Linked DNA regions of Mus musculus: region 1 is linked to region 2. The links are chromatin loops, found by intact Hi-C in ENCODE. Cell type or tissue: left cerebral cortex. All regions are shown on one strand. Each heading gives the region's core, and the rest is flanking DNA. Links, peaks and the distances in the headings are about the cores only. Region 1 has its middle 36 kb from the start of Gm6135. Region 2 has its middle 57 kb from the start of Tet2.

What was found. A loop is a pair of places that touch in the nucleus more often than their neighbours do. Peaks named below come from ENCODE experiments on the same cell type or tissue, not always from the same donor. Only the 100,000 strongest peaks of a DNase experiment are listed, where the experiment ranks them.
Region 1: it touches region 2 in a loop (2.3-fold over the local background); 2 of 42 quality-filtered maps call a loop at or near these places.

The regions. Positions count from the first base shown.
Region 1 is chr3:133,753,843-133,756,755 of GRCm38, reverse strand. No RefSeq gene overlaps it. Among named protein-coding and RNA genes, the nearest start is that of Gm6135, 36 kb to the left of the region's middle. In left cerebral cortex, for the core only: a CTCF peak has its summit at 1,636 (motif pointing left); DNase peaks (open chromatin) are centred at 1,780, 2,135 and 2,538.
Region 2 is chr3:133,599,681-133,602,593 of GRCm38, reverse strand. No RefSeq gene overlaps it. Among named protein-coding and RNA genes, the nearest start is that of Tet2, 57 kb to the right of the region's middle. In left cerebral cortex, for the core only: a CTCF peak has its summit at 1,611; a DNase peak (open chromatin) is centred at 1,541; H3K27ac peaks cover 224 bases.

The DNA of each region.
Region 1 (2,913 bases), core at 97-2,596, 150 kb before region 2:
TGTATTTGTTTTAATATGTAAAACAAAGCAAAACAAAACAAAACAAAAAAACTGGGCTTTGTTCTCCCCCGCACCCCCTTGGTGTATATATAGAAAAAAATACTAAGAAAAATAATGTCGTTAGAACTAATTCTCACCTGATTTGGTATAATTTTCTAAAATATCAAGAAGTCAAGGAAACTTCCAGAAGCAAATAATGTGTGATGGTTGTTTTCTGTTAGCGCACTAGCAGCTGCCTAAAGAGTAAAGCCACTAGTTAAATCTTTTAACATGGGTGTTGGAGGCGGACAACACAGTGCCTGGGTCCCTGCTACGCTCACTCTTCACCATGGCTGTCTCTTCTTCGTGCTCGTAGTGTGCAAAAGCATGACGCGTATGTGACTCTCCATTTGGCCAGAGAAATAAACTGTTTCCAGAGTTTACTGCACTCTGTGGGCGTACCCTACTCTTCACTGATTGAAGAGAACCTGCATTCCCCATCCTTTAGGAGACACTCTCACTTCACCTTCTCCACAAACCTTTTCCTCAGTCCCTAAGTGCTTCACAAGTCTCTGTGCCCGATTGTGTATCCTTGGGGGATGCCTCATAGACATGAACAAGAAGTACTACACAGGCCACGTGCAGCCACAGTTTTGGCTTTTCTCGTGCTCTGTAGCAGGCAGCCCATGGACCAGATACACCAAATCCACTTCCCATCATTTCGATTGCATTGGCACATAGATGTGATGATTTGTTTACATGCTGTTTCTGGATACTTTCTGTCTAGCTCAGGCAGAGACCATGGCGCATGCAAAGCCTAAACTATGTTACCACCTGATCCTCTGTGGAGAAAACTGTCACCTCTGGATCCATGTGTGTTTCAGTTTCCTGATGATGATGCCCTTGCATTTGTTTCACATGGACAAGACAGTCAGGAAGTCACAGGACTCACAAGGGTAAGGAACGCTGGCAGAGAAAGTGACATTAAGGTGGTGGTGTTTCTGAGCTACTTATTGAATGAATCCAAAAATAACTAAGGAGTTTTGTAAAGCAAACTGCCCTAGTACATAAAATATGGATTCAGGGTCTACTTCCTGTTTTCTGGATACCCTGTGCCTCAGCTCCTTTCTCTATAAAATAAAAATGACAGGATTTAATGAAACATGCCAAGAATATTATTTGGCCCATAGTAACTCCTCAAGAAGTACTATCTATTAACAAAGTGGAGAAAGAGACTCCGTTTAACTATGTTGTTTTCATCTTCCTTTTTTTTTTTTTTTTTTTTTTTTGGTTTTGTTTTTTTTGTTTTTTTTTTTGGTTTTGTTTTGTTTTGTTTTGTTTTTATGGCATACTTTTGGACCTATTCTATAAAAAGGGATCAGTTTCTACCTTTTTCTGCCAACTCCAAACCATGCCTGGCATAAAAGATGATCAGAGGTAGGTGTCGCAGGCTATCCAAGGACAGAACTGCTGTCAGGGAGGTTGAAAACACCCTGGAGTCAGGGAGACATAAAAGTCATAAGCCAGTCAGTAGAACCCTGTTGAGCTCCCTCTTCCCCTGATGAAAGGCAAAGGAGCTCTGTGGAACTGTCAACTGAGGAAGTGGTGAGCAATGAGCAGATCCTGCAATTTGCACACTAATTCTCCCTCGTGCCACCTGGGGGCTTCCTGCTGGCAGAAGCACAGAAGATAGGAGAGTGGTGCGGGTCCAGCCAGCAGCCAGCCATGCCTCTATTCTTCCCTTGCTGAGCAATACCAGCAGCCCAGCTTGTCTCCATTCACTGTTCAGTGAGCAGTTGGCAGGCTTCCCCCAGAGCGTGGGCAGGCCTGAGCAGAAGGAAGACAATGAGAGGAATTTTAAAAGCCTTCCACCTTTTTGCACTTTCTTCGCAGTTTCTCTCAGGAGAAGTTGACTCAGCAGGTGCCCCTTTCTACCTTTTTCCTCAGCCTTGCCACTCCCCACTTGAAGGACCAGTCCACAGTGTGGTAATCAAGGTTCTCCCTGAAATACAGAGATGAGACCGGGGCTGTGTGGGGTCCAGCAACTGCTCTCACTACACTTATCATTATTCAAAAGCTTTTCCTGCCTCTTAAAGGTGAAACACACATCACTGAAGCATAAATGTGGCTCTGAGTAACAGTTTCACTCGCACATTCTCCGCTTCTAGAAGTAACCAGTAACCGGCTCCAAAGATGCACCAGGGAAAGTAGGAAAGGAGCCTCCTGTTAGCTGGCATCATTCCAGCCAGAGACCAAGTCTTCACTGGGACAAAAGCAGAACTATACGGACAGACAGCTTCCTCTCTGCTGCAAGCATACACTCCCCCCGCCCCGACCCCCACCTCCCCCGCACAGCCTCTGGACTGCCAAATGGGTGATGCTGCTGCTTGCACCCCTCCACACGCATTCCATAAGCTAAGGCTGATTTTAAGATCATTAGAAAAGGAAAGAATGTTGCACTCTTCTCAGTTTCTCTGGGGTCACAGTGTAATTGTGCAGCAGGAGAAACTGGGCCCCAGAGATGGCGTGACAGTCACTTCTCATTACCTCCCACTTGGTTCATTACGTCTGTAGACAGCAATTGCCAGCGTGTGGGTACTTCCATTATAGGGAAGGTTGTAATGTGCTCTAGACTCTGCACGGTTTCCAAATGGGGAGAAGGCTATTTATTCCAGGCACATACCTATCTTATTTCCACAGGAATGGAAAGTGACATAAGGGATAGATTAGTGGTAATCAATATGGGAGAATCAGGGAGCAGGAGTGCTTGCACCAGTGAAATATTTATGTGTGTGCATCCTTCTAACTCATAAGGCTTCATACAGAAGACAGAATTCTCACAAACCTGCCCAATTTGGCTTTAGCAAGTAGCTTTGTTCAGATACACTATATATTGGCTTCTTTGTATCATACTTTGGATTGCGTGTGTGTGTG
Region 2 (2,913 bases), core at 262-2,761:
AGTGCCGGGAGTCAGACACACAGATCTCTGGGGCTCACGGGCCAAGCAGCCCAACCTACCTATCAAGTTCCAGGTTACTGTGAGACCTCATCTCAACAAACAGACAGAATAGTGGATGATGCCCAAGGAATGACAGCTGAGGTTGGTCTCCGTTCTGTGCCGATACACACACACACATACACACACACACACACAGGGCATGCATGCATGTATACATGCACACACATGGACACACAAACAGCATAGGAAAAAATATCTCACGAAATGTTCAGTAATGAGAAAAGTTACACAGTAGTCTCAGTAATCTTTAGCCACTGTGGTCACAGAAGCTGTGCAAAGTTCCAAGTGACTCTGGACTTCGGCAAAGAGGTCCGACCGCTCTGTGTTCTAGAAAAGGGGGTGCTGAAGACTGTTAGGGAAAGAGACCAAGATGCCTAAATTGCTGTTTAAAAAAAACAAAGCATGCAGTTTGGGGGGCCCAATATAATGAATGACGACTAACTCCCACAAATATCTGCTATTCCACATAGCTGTGTGTCTACACAGAGAACCCTTGACACTGGTAAAATACTATGAAAATATAGCTGATGATGATGATGATGACGACGATGATGATGATTAAGCTGAGCAGTACAGGTTCCCTGTTCCTGCTCCTGTTTCCTGCCCAGAAACATCACAAGCAAACATTCAAGTCACTGCCCTGTTTCCTTCAATGATATCATCCTTGATCCTCGTTCCAAATCAGCACAGAGGTGATTGTAATAATCACACAAACAATACCACAGGACTCTGTGAAATGTACACTACTTCCTTGTGCATTATTAAATCTCCAATAGCCCCGTGAGAAAAGCAAACTAGCAGAGCAGAAATCCTAACATTAGAAAAGAAGGATACCAGCCAAGCTATGGTGGTGCATACTTTTGATCCTAGCACTCAGGAGGCAGAGGCAGGTTGACCCTCTAGTTCTCAGTTCTAGGCCAGCCTGGTCTACAGAGCAAGATCCAGGACAGCCAGGGCTACACAGGGATATTCCCCCTGACTCCCCTCAAAAGAATGACAATGAAAGAGAAGAGAAAATGAATGCTGCCTTGGGGTACCTACAGTGGGCAGCAGGTCTGGGGCCATAGCACCCAATACATGCCCAATCTAATCTGTAATCGGGTACCAGCAGAATTCCTAATAATTCCCAATGTCTTGTATGCAATGTTTTAAGGGTTAAATCCACAGACACCTCAATAAGGAGAGCTTTGCAGAGTGATGAGATTAGCTCTAAATATTCACATAAACGAAAATCTGAAGCTGGGGAAGGTTCAGAAAAATAAAAATGGCCCAGGAAAGCACAAAGAGGTGGTGAGGAAAGGCAGGGAGCTACAGGCACCGTCTTCTCCAGAAAGCCAGAGTAGCTAAGTACTAAGCTTTCATTAAAAGCAGGGTGTGTGAAGGAGTTCACTTTAGAACACCTCCCAACACCAGCTTTGAGAAGGGAAACCCCTCCCACCTCGTCCTCACTTCAACTCCCAAGATCCGCAGCCTCAGCCGTGAGTCACACAGCAATTGCCTGTGATCTGCATCTGCTGCAATCCCTTCAGCTTCAGCAGGGAAACTGCAGGCTCCTGCCTGCCTGTAATGAAGGAGAAAATCAGTGCAACAATGTGTCCGGATGCCTGTGAGCTGGCAGCCAGCAAAAACAGTGCCTTTGGCTGATTTCCCTTTCCAGGGCTATTTACTGTAAAGAAAATTGGCCTTTGCAGATTAAGAGAAATTCAAGGTTGTCATCCTTTCCTCAAATGCGATCTCTTTGTTTCCATTTGAATGTGTCCCTAGAAGTTTCCTGTGAGTACTTAAGCAAGCTTTGTGCTGGTTTTAATCACCTTCTCCTTCTGTTTCCAGGCTCTGAAACCCCGGCCCTCACACTTCAGAGTAGTACCCCAAGTTCCACCGTGTCTTGTTTTCTGAAAGGGGGCAGTGAGATAAATAAACACAGACTTCCGGCTGAAAGCAGCTGAGACTCCTGTTATAGGACTAGAGAGTTAGTTCCCAGGAAGGATTAGTCAACAGAACAAGCTGGAGATGGAGAAGAAAGCCGTAGAGGTGACTAATTTGAAAACTTAGCGCTTGAATACCCACCCAGATTTTTAAAACCTCTTTTATTAATCCTCAATAACATACAGATTTTGCTTCTCAGTGAATACCCTATTTCTACTGCAGCTTCCTGTCTTGTTTGTTAACTCACTGTGGTGACTGGTGTAGTAGTGCCCATAGCCTACACTGTATTCTAGCACTTAGAAGGCTAACGCAAGTTACAAGCCAATCTGGGATATACTGGAGTACCTTGCCATCTATGCACTCACTCACACAGAGGAGGAAAGGGAGAGAGAGAAAACAAAACCCCACCATGTCTGGCCTCTGTCCTGATCACCCTACTGAAAGCTGGAAACATAGGGGTATGTATGCACATGCAGTTCATACTTCTTGGTGTTTGTTTATTTTTCTGAAGTTCTAACTTAATGATACAGAAGACTCTCCCTTGAGAATTTCCCTCCTCGCCATGCTTTCCGAATTTTCTCTCTATCTCAGACCTTCGGTCTTTAGTCTTTCGACTTCCCTTCTCCCATCTTAAAAGTTGAAGCCAGTCTGATTTCAGATCTGGAGGCCTCACTAAAGCCTCACAGCCTAGAGTAATGAAGGTGGACGAGCTGGGATGCCTGGGCAGTGTGGATAAGGACAGGGAAACTGATGGGAGTGAGAGCGAAAACGTACCTGTGTTTTCAGAGGGCACTTAAGAACTGTGTTTTGGGGCTGGAGAGATGGCTCAGCAGTTAAGAGCACTGACTGCTCTTCCAGAGGTCCTGAGTTCAATTCCCATCAACCACATGGTGACTCACAACCATCTGTAATGGGATCCAGTGCCCT